Regions from separate parts of the Mus musculus genome. Here region 2 is linked to region 1. A link is a contact called in ENCODE Hi-C or POLR2A ChIA-PET data. All regions are on one chromosome and are shown on one strand. The core of a region is the stretch at or near the end of the contact, and the rest is flanking DNA. Distances in the headings are between cores, read along the strand shown.

What was found. A loop is a pair of places that touch in the nucleus more often than their neighbours do. ChIA-PET counts read pairs that join two places held with the same protein, here RNA polymerase II (POLR2A).
Region 2: a loop to region 1 is called in a map of gastrocnemius, with 5 times the contacts of the local background. The contact joins the promoter of Cpt1a here to the promoter of Ighmbp2 in region 1. A Hi-C loop is called at or near these places in 8 of 37 maps with a recorded cell type or tissue (T-helper 1 cell, gastrocnemius, heart and 1 more). POLR2A ChIA-PET finds 5 or more read pairs at or near these places in 2 of 5 experiments (Patski and embryonic stem cell).

Annotation. Positions count from the first base shown.
Region 1 is chr19:3,281,040-3,286,296 of GRCm38, reverse strand. It overlaps Ighmbp2 (immunoglobulin mu binding protein 2), which reads left to right and starts at 3,287. Exons shown (of 15, transcript NM_009212.2): 1 at 3,287-3,596; 2 at 4,709-4,878. The coding sequence starts at 3,511. Mrpl21 (mitochondrial ribosomal protein L21) reads right to left here and starts at 3,255. Exons shown (of 7, transcript NM_001347420.2): 1 at 3,126-3,255; 2 at 1,480-1,537; 3 at 902-987. The coding sequence starts at 3,225.
Region 2 is chr19:3,320,006-3,325,262 of GRCm38, reverse strand. Cpt1a (carnitine palmitoyltransferase 1a, liver) reads right to left here and starts at 1,962. Exons shown (of 19, transcript NM_013495.2): 1 at 1,889-1,962.

The DNA of each region.
Region 1 (5,257 bases), core at 2,038-4,537:
CCACCCCTGGGCCAAGGGCTGGACACACAGGACAGACATAACAATTCCTGCTCTGGATAAGGCCAAGGCCAGAAGCAGCTCCTGGCATCCCAGTGAAGGCTCCAGATGATGCACCAAACATGCAGACCTCTCCTGTGGTGGTGCCCTGCACAGTGAGTGAGCACTGACAGTCAGCAAGTGGTCCAGATAGGACACGCAGGGCCTATACATACAGCCTGCATACCACCACTGCCACCCCTCATCATCACATTCGTGGGTTCTGATAGCTATGGCAAGCCCTCCAACCGATCCCAGACCTCCAGGAGTGACTATACTTAGCCTGAACAGGAGCTTAAACAGTATTCTAAAATAACAGAGGATTCCCGGGAATGATGGGAACTTCGAGCTTCTGGGAAGCTGAGACATGACTCTTTAGCTGGCAACAGCTGTGCTGCCTTTTCCTGACATGTAGCCCAGGCTGGACATGACTTGTGGTGCTCCCAATTGAGTACTGGGATGACGGGGTTGGACTGATACATAACATAGCTGGAGATGGAGGTGCATGCATTATCCCTCCCATCACCTGACTGCCTCGTGGCAGATGCTGGAGAGCTGTTTATCAAGAGAAGATTCATCATAAATGTTGGTGTTTACCAACCAAAGTGAATGTGAGGTCTCACGTGTGCTGGGGTTCCAAGCACTCAGAAACCTGCTGCCTTGCCCTGTGGCAATGTACCTCAGTGACCTGTGGGAATGGACACTCAGCGCTACCCATTCATTTCCCTTTTTATTTTAACTTTTTTGAGATAGAGTCTCACTTTGTAGCCTAGGCTGGCCTCAAACTCTCAGCAATCCCCCTGCCTAGGCCTCTCAAGTGCTAGGGCTACAAAGGCCTCCCTGCCCAGCTCCTGTTAAGTCTTACCCGCATGGTGTCTCGTCTCTTCAACAGGGTCCGGCAGAACCACTTCTTGCCAGGGTGGTGAGCTCAGGGAGGTCTTAGGAACATATCTGCAAAGCGGTTTCATAAGCACACATCACATGCCCAGGAAAGGCAGCCTCAACTCCCCAACAGCAGCCGTGTGCAAGCACCAGGAGGCTGTGCAAGCTTGCTATGGAGGGGCATAAAACCCACAACACTAACGCTACCTCTACATCACTGTGAATACACACATGCATTACTTCTGTTGGGACAGAATTCTATGTATGCATGCATGCATGTGTACACATTTATGCTGAAGGAGGAACCCAAGGCCTCAAGTATGTTGGCCAAACGTGCTATCACTGAGCTATATAGAAAAATTGTTATTTTATTTTAAAGACAAGGTTTTTCTGTGTAGCTCTGGCTGTTCATATGCCTCTGCCTCCTAAGTGCTGGGATTAAAGACTTATGCTACCAAGTCTGCCATCACACCCAGCCTCAAATGTAGAGACCTTTTAACTGGAAGGTAACATTTACAGATAAGTGGAAAAATCACCAAACCCACATTTTGATATTTTTACCCTTGTGGATATGAAGCGCTCTGTGAATTGAACCTTCGAGAAGCAGACCAGAGGGAGGCTGTAAGAAGAGAAACATGGTGGGTAGTTACTCTGATGACATGTAAAGATCTGTTGCTAGCATATGGTTTAACCTACTGTATTACAACTTGTCTGTGAACAGTCCAGGGGAGCACTGGGGATGGCTCGGTGGGTAAAGTGTCTGCTATCCCACTGTAAGAACCTGAGTTCAGGTCACCAGCACTAAAATAAAATGCCAGGTACTTCTGTTACCCTAGCACTGGGGGTGGAGACAAACAGATCTTGAGGGCTTGTTGGTTAGCCAGTCTAACCAAATAGCCAGCTCCAGATTCACTGAGAAACCTTTAGAAATAAGGTGGAGAGGGGTTGGAGAAATAGGTCAGTGGAAGAGTAGCTGCCGTTCGTGTAGAAGATAAAGTTTGGTTCCCAGCACCCACATGGAAGGCCTCAAGTGTCTGCATCTCTAGCTCCAGGGATCTGTGATAAACCAGCATACTTCTATCTTAAGCTGGAAAGCCATCTTATAGTAGAGAAAAAGTAGATTCATTTCTGTTTATGATTAAATCTGTTTCTCAAGGATTGGGTTATGCCACACCTTAACTACAAATGGGTTTATACCACCTGTCCCGGAAAACGGCAACTATGCCTTTGTTTCAAAGTTATTATTACAACCTGTTGTTACGACTACCTTGCAACTGCACTTTTGTTTCAGAAGGTTATTGTGACCAACCGGTTACGCTTATGTTCTGCTTCACCCCCATTTGGAAACCTCCTATCCCTGAACTATAGAAACCCTGATTTCAGGGGTGTCCAATGCTGACCTCCTGAACCCTGTCTTAGGTGGAGGCAGCCTGCATACCCAAGTGAAAAAGCTTGCTTTAATTAATTTGGCTACGATGATTTGAGTTGGTGGCCTTTCTCCTATCATCTATGGATTAACATCTGACCCCCTCTTCTGGACTCCAAAGGCACCTTCACTTAAATGCACAGAAAGGACCCTCCCCCCCCCCCCCCGAAACAAACATCACAATAAGTCTTAAAAAAAAATAAAGAAAGAAACTGAAAAGGTCGAACACAACAGTGTCCACCTGACATCATCATCTGGTCTCCACACGGGCATGTACACCCACCTGCACACATACATACACATAACACATACACAAACTAAAAGGTCTGGGTCAACAAAACTAAGGGCACATTACTTGTTATGTTTCAAGATAGACTAACATTAAAATCACTCACTCCTTTCTTCAACGTCATTTTTTTTTTTCCTGATCCGAGGGTGGCTAGCAGCCCGAGGACAACTGTCCACACCCATGCTCTACTTAGCAGCTTCTAACTCGCTTTCTTTACATCCCCATTGTATGACCCTGGGTAGGTCATTTGTCTACACCCATTTGTGTCCCTGTACTATAGGACCTACACTTAAGTTTAAGAGCACTTCTCAGTATTAAGCAATGAACGGAAGGAACCACGTTCTCATCCCAGGTTCTCGTACTCCAAACCCTGTGCCATATTCACGACTCTCATAACCAACACACCAGGAGCCAAGGTGGACTCAGACACACGGGCGGCAGACGGCGGAAGCACCGCTAGCTTCTTCCCTCACCAGGCCTCCCTGGTCTCACCTGATCCGGATCCCTGGGATGCCAAGATGCTACGGCTACACACAGACACCAGCCGCCCGAAGGCGCCCGGCAATGCCGAGGCCGCTATGGCAGCAGCCATGTTTCCACAGTCCCAACCGGAAGCGGAAGCAGCGCGAACCTTGTGCGTCAACACACAAACTCAGTAGGGAACACCTGGAGCAGGGAAACAGGGATCCTACTGCAATCACTGGCTTGGCGGGGAACGCAGGAAACGGACCGGCCGGGAATCCGCGCCCTGGCTGGGAGCGCAGGGCCTTTTGCGGATTCTGGTCCAGTGGGGAACACGGTCCGACTGGAACTCGGGTCCCACAGGACTAAACTGGCCGAGCAGGAAGCATCAGTCAGGGGCTGCATCGCGGAGCAGATGGCCTCGTCCACCGTGGAGAGTTTCGTGGCCCAGCAGCTACAGCTGCTGGAGCTGGAGCGGGACGCCGAGGTGGAGGAGCGCAGGTAAGTTTGGCCGCAGGTCCCAGGCCCTCTGTAGCTCTCCTTAGTTACCGCCTGGAGCCAGTCTAGTGTTGGCTGGGTGAATGGCTAACACACAGAGACAGCCCTAGGAGAAGACCGCACAGCAGCGTCACTTCGGGGCGTCGAGGCAAAAGGATCGGGAGTTCAAGATCACATTTTGGCTACGTAGCCAATTTGAAGTCAACCCGGGCTACAGGAGACCCTGTAGTGAGGCCCCCCACCCCAAGGGAAAAAAAAGAGAGAGAGAGAGAAAAAGAAAGAAAGAAAGAAAGAAAGAAAGAAAGAAAGAAAGAAAGAGAGAGACTTAACAGGATGGTCAGTGCTAGATGGGGAGTGGGACAAGTTTTCTTCGGGATCCAGGGAGTGGGGTGTGCCAGAGAGCAGCTTCCTAGAGGAAAGTTAATGAAGCCTATGTCATGTATGGTGCCTGAGCATTCCTGAAGAGCCATGTTGTTTCAGGAGAATATCTACAGGCCTGCAACAGACAGAGCCACCACTTCTCTATCCCACAGTGCAGTTCCTGTAATGCATTTCCCTAAGGATAGACAAAGGCTGGCGAAGTAACTGACCCAGGGTAACCCACGTGGAGGCAGGACGTGAAGTCAGTCTGTGAGATTACAGATGTGTAATCTGTAGATTGGTTGACTGAGAGTCTGTCAGTCATGATGAGGGAGAGGTTTTGCTGTTGTGGCTGTGTGACTATGGAATTGTGTACTAGGCCTTCCCATACATGTCTGTGAAGGCATGTGATTCCCACACCATGTGCTTGCTGTGAGAATGAAGCGATATGCTTTAAGCCAAACTGGGACCTTGAACCACACTTAGGGTGTTGGTGGTAAGAAGCAGAGAGAGAGTCAGGTATAAATGGGAGGGCCCCAAAAGACAGATGGCAGATGGCAAAGAGACATGATAAGATTCTGTGTTGGCTGACTTGGAGCAAGTTAGGCAGTACCTGTCCCGTGGGGTGTGGGGGAGAGGTAGGATTGGAGTAGAGTGGATCCGGAGTTCTTTTGGGGCATACGTAATGCCTATAAGCAGAACTCCTTTCTCCCTTGTGCAGGCACAGTGAAGCTGTTTTGCTTGGTGTCTTCTAGGTCCTGGCAGGAACACAGTTCTCTGAGAGAGCTTCAGAGCCGAGGGGTGTGCTTGCTGAAGCTTCAGGTATCCAGCCAGCGCACAGGGCTGTATGGGCAGCGGCTGGTCACCTTTGAGCCCAGGAAGTTTGGACCTGCAGTGGTGCTTCCTAGCAACAGCTTCACCTCTGGTACGTGTTCCCTGGGGGCTTGTATCATCCATGGCTGGTGGTCAGATCAAGGCCTGTGCTGTCCGAAGGGCTGGAGAATTGACCCACACAGTCTGTGGCACTACAGTGAAAACCTTCTGGTTACAAACCTGGTGAACAGCATAGCTGCTTTTGTTGCTGTTTTGAGACAGGGTCTGAAATTTCCTGTGTAGCAGAGGATGACTTTGAGCCTTGAACTCCTAATCTTCCTGCCGCTACCTTCCAGATGCTGGGATTATAAGGTTACCAGCATGCCTGACTTTTTGTTGGTTTTTGGAGACAGGAATGTGACTAACTGTATAGCGCTGGTCCTTCTGGAACTTTCTATATAGACCAGGCTGCACTAGAAGTTTCAGTGAGC
Region 2 (5,257 bases), core at 713-3,212, 40 kb before region 1:
TGGGCAAAATGGGCAAGAGGAATCAGGGTTGGCTAAACCCCGGCCAGCGCCCCAAACTCCCGAGAGAATCAGGCCTGCCGGTTTCGTGACCACTGGGTCAGGGCCAAGCGCAGCGGCGGCGGAAGGGAGGCGTTCCACCCCTCATCTGCAGTCAGGTGGCTTTCTAGCTCAAACTCGAAAGGTTTTGTCTTGTGCAGGAAGCCGCTTCGGCCACTTTTGATACAAAACCTAACCGGAGCTTGATTCCAAAGACGGTTAAGGAGTTCAAAGCCGGGCGTGGTGGTGCTCGCCTATAATCACCGCACTTATGGGTGGGTGCAGGAAGGAGATCGGGGGTTCAAAACCAACCTTGGGTACAGAGCAGGCTGGAGGGCAGCCTGTGTTACATGAGATCCTATCTCATTTTTTAAAAGTAAATAAATAGATAAAAGAGAAAATTCAAGTGTAAGGTTAAGTCTAGCGAGGCTTTAGTTAAGAAAAGCAATAATTTACATGACAAAAGAGCTCCGGGTGCTGCAGCAAAACCAGTCTAGCCCAGGACTCTGAATGCGGACGCTGCCCAGACCTACCTACTACTCTGCACTGCCCCGGAGCAAGCACTGTCCTCCCCACACCACAGTCCTCTGCTTTAGGTCCTCACTGAGTCCTGAGTCGACCGACTAGGAAGGGGGTGGTGGTGATGTATGCTTGCTGGCACAAATAAAAGGCCAAAGCTGTGTTTTAGTCATTTGGCTTGTGGTTTTGACAGTGATAAACACGCTTGAATATCAGGAATGACCAGAAACCAGACGCCTGTGCAACAAAATGCTGTAACTAAATACGCGTTCCGAAAGGCTTCTAAACTCACTTTCATTTTATTTGCGAACTTCCAAAGTTAGCAGTTTCCGACTAAAATCTGTTTTTGGACAACTATTTAAATGCACGGAACGAGAGTCGGCCCAGAGCTGAGAGTACTGAGCTTGATTGTATGTAGCCTGGTTCACACTAGGAACTTTTTAACTCCTTAAAAACTTGAGCGTTCATCTGTGTTCTGTGACATCAACGAAAACCAGACCCGATTCACAATAAGATGAAGAAAAACGAAGGGTACCCGCTGTTACCGCACAGCCTGGTTGCCCAGACCGTGCTGTCCGGCTGTCCCAGGCCAAGTTCGCTCAGGCCAGGTCACGTGACGCCCCCACCCTCCCGGGCTCTGGTCCCGGCGCGACCTTGGGCAGTCTCTGACACCCACCTGCCCTTGAACCCCGGGCAAAACCGCGGTGAGGGGTGCAAAACACTTAAGTCTCTGCGCCAAGGGTGTGTCCCGAAGGCTATACTGCAGGGACCCGCACGAAGAGAGGGCACCGGCCACCTGCCAAGTCCCCTGTGCGAGCATCCTTCCTACTGCCGAGCCCGACCCTCACGGACCCCGAGAACCAATCCACCTGCAGAGTAGCGGGTGGAAAGAGCCTGGAGAACGCTCGGCGTCCACACTGGCCCCAAGCCACCCGCGGAGTGGGGAGTGAGCAGGGGTCAGAAAGGGAGTTGACACTCCTACTGGTCAGGGACCAAGGAGTCACGCCTAATCATAAGCATCTTTCACAGAGCAATGAAGACCCCAAACCCACGCGGTGAGTGAATCCACCGTGGGGCGGGACACCACGAGCCGAGGTCCCACGCGTCCCGAGTGGAGGCATTTTGCCCAGTCTGGGGACCAAGCATCTTTCCTCCCGTCCCGGGATCCCCCAGATCCGTCACTGCGCGGGGGAGGGAGTGCCCTCTGCTTCTCCAATGCGCGGCTCACGCGTACCCTACGGGCACAGTCTGGGTCTCCCTCCACACTCTTAAGAATGACACCCGCGCGCCCAGCCCAGGGCGGTGCCGCAGCGCTGCCCTCGCGGTGTCTTACCGAGTCTGCAGACGGCGGCGGCGGAATGAGCGAGCGGAGTCCGGGCCGGGGCGGGCGAGGCCAGGCTCACCGACGCGCGCCGCGGGTGATTGGCTGAGCCCAGCTGGGCTGCAGCGCGGGCAGGACGGGGCGGGGCCTGGACGGGGCGGGGCTGCGGGGAGGAGGTCAGTAAGGAAACTGAGGCTAAGTCCCGAGCTTGCCAACGGCAGACCTAGGACAACATTCCTTACCCTGAGAGCCTCAGTTTCTTCATATACAAAAGGGACCAACTCATTAAAGCCATGTCCAAAACAGCTCTTTGCACCATACTTGGCTTACACTCGCGGTTTACACTAATCCGCCCGTAAACTTCTCTGCAACCCTGCGGGAGTTATGCTGATTTTGCTCCAGACTTTTGGTTTGTTTGGTTGTTTGGTTGATTATTTTTTTTTTTAAAAAAGGGGAGTGGGACGCTTGGGGTGGTGTTGGGAAGAACGGCTTGTCTAACATCAGAGAATGAAGAAGTAAGCTCAGGTTCCAAGTTTGAGAACAGATGTTTGACATCCGGGGGCAGGTTGGCGCCAGAGGCCAACACACTCATAGTCTCCCTGGGATAAAATCGTCAGGGGGCGGGGGAACCCTCATCTGCGGAACAATTAGGGTGTGTGGGTAGCTCACAATGCCGTGCATTCCTTGCCTGTGTAAGGTCCTGGATTCAAGTCTCTGCGCCCAAAAGCAACGGAATCGAAGTACTCTTTGAACGCTGAGAACGAATAGGTGTCAATAGGGGAGTGATTGGAACCTCGGACAGAGTGGCTTCTGGAGGGGGATCGCTGGCAGCACACGGGGAACGAAGGTTGCAGGGTGAGTTGTGAACAGGGTGTAGAGAAGTCGGGCCAGACATGGCAAAGCACTCTACCCGCCAGATGGGGCGCCCTCCCAGGCTGCAGCTCCAGGCCCTGCGTGTAGCAAGCTCTCCATAAATGCGCTGAAGAAGGAAGAGTCGCAGCTCTGAGGTCAAGCACGCCTGGTCATGGAAGAGCCCTGTTTGCCTCCATCTTTCTCTGCCTTGCCGTGGAAGGGTTCCATAGAGAAAATGAAAGTTCCCCTTGATCCCGCCCCCAACTGTAGTTAACTGTTGCTGTATCTCATCTCCCCCTACACCTCTATTATTTAAAAGGACAGGCGATTGTTGGGTGTAACTTTGAGATTTTTAGTTTATGTGAAGGGACTCATAGAGAATCGGGGTCTTTCACTTGCCTTCATTGTTCTGACACACCCAAACGCCTTCCATCTTCTTAAGCATCCTTATCTGAGCACCTGTTCCTGAGCGTGGAAGCAGAGACCAGTGTGACATGTGGCTGGCACTGCAGAGGTGCTATCTGGAAACACTTTCTGCTGTCCCCCGGGCCTCATCGGCCTCGATGGCTCTAGTGTCACCTCTTGCTGCCCCCTACTTAAGGCTCCTTTTAAGTCCTGGACTGTTGGACTCACCTTAAATGCCCTTCCTTCTCTCCCTAGAACCCCAGTCCTAACCGGTCCCCTCCCCAAGGACACTTCCTCTTTTCTTGGCGTCCTGCTTTGCGTCCCTCTGGATTGGCCCTGTGCCCTGTCTGTCCAGGAGGCTCAGCGGCCTTGACAGCAGGCCCTCCCTGCCGGCCAGGAGGGACAGGAGCAGGGGCGGAGACAACATCAGAAGGAACTCTCAGACACCTCGTGCCTTGGGGAGGCACCATAATGAGCCAGAGCCGCCTGCACCTGGTTTTATCCTGTGGGGACCTCATTTTCCTTCCTCTACCCTCACCATAGCCCTTTTCCCAAGGACTGTAGCTCCCGGAGTGGCTATTAATAAAGAGCTTAACCTCCCCCTCGCCCCTCGGGGTGGGGATGGGGAAGCTTGGGGCATTAACCTAAACTCCCTGAGCGCTGAAAATATACCAGGAACTGGCACCAAGGCTAGAATAACCTTTCTCAAGCTCGCCTGTTTATTTTTCACATTCTTTCTCAGTTTCAATCCCATAGACTGTGCCAGCTGCTCACGATGGATACGTTTGCCCTGTGTGGTGGCTCACATCTGTAATTTCATTACTTGGGAGACTGAGGCAGGAGGATCATATATGAGTTGGAGACCAGCCTGGGTTACAGCGTGAGCCTGTCTCAAAAACCAAACCAAACCAAACCAAACCAAACCAAACCAAACCAAACCAAACCAAAACAAAACAAAACAAAACAAAACAAAAACAGAGTTGGAGGAAATTGCTCAGTAACTAAGTACGAATACTACTCTTGCCCAAGACCACAGTTTGGTTCCCGGCATCCAAGTCTCAATGTTCACAAACACCTATAACTCCAGCTCCTGGGGATCTTGCTCCCCCTTCTGGCCATCATGGGCACCTGCATTTATATGTTCATACATTCCCATACACATTATTTTTAATCTAAAAAACAAACCACAACTGGGGATGTGGCTCAGTATTACAGCGCTTGTCTAGCAGGCATGAAGTCCTAGATCCCATCCCCCACACCACATAAAGAGGGTATAATGATGCACACTTGTGATCCCAGCAAGAAGTTCAAATTGTCCTTGGCCACATATCAAGTTTGAGGACAATGGAAAGAATAAGATAAGCTGATTAATCGTAGGGTTGCATGCATGCTAGTCAGGTGCTCTGCCACGGAGCTACCACAGCCCTCGTTTTTTTGTTTGTTTGTTTGTTTGTTTTGTTTTGTTTTGGTTTGGTTTTTTTTTCAGTACTAGAGCTGGAAGCCAAGGTCTTATGTGTAGAAGGCCAAACAACATCCCAACCCTAACTATCCCACCTAATATATGTGACAGGGAATTTTCACAGCCCCCACTGTTTTGCCAAGAGGATGGCTGCTCCATGGTCATTCTCTCTAGCCTCCTTTCCGGTTGGCAGGACTCAATAGATATCTATCCAAAGTGCTTAAGACGTTTGGGGACTTGGCTATGAGACCTAGTTTTGAGGGAACTCTACTTCATACTAAAGAATGTTGTAATCACAGGAGGCAGTGTTTTCCCCTCCTCCTCCAAGCCTCAGGCCCCACTGAACTTGAACTTTGAGCCCCTGTACACGTTTTGAGTCAATATCGGAGGTAGTATTTGCTCAGCCAACGTCACCAGGTTTCATGAGGACAGTGGCATTGTCGCAAGGATAACAAACCCAAGGCTGCCAACGAGTGTGGGAAAAGAAACTTGGAGTCCATGAGGCTTCTTCTGTGTCCCGCTGTTCCCACCAGAGAGTGAAAATGTCCTGTGAAATGTACCCTGCCTGTCCCACTTTGGGGGCCACTCCACTGTTTTCTTCTGCCTTGCCTTCCCGAGCACCCAGTGAAAGGAAAGTTGGCAGTGTTTACTATCCCAGAGAAGAA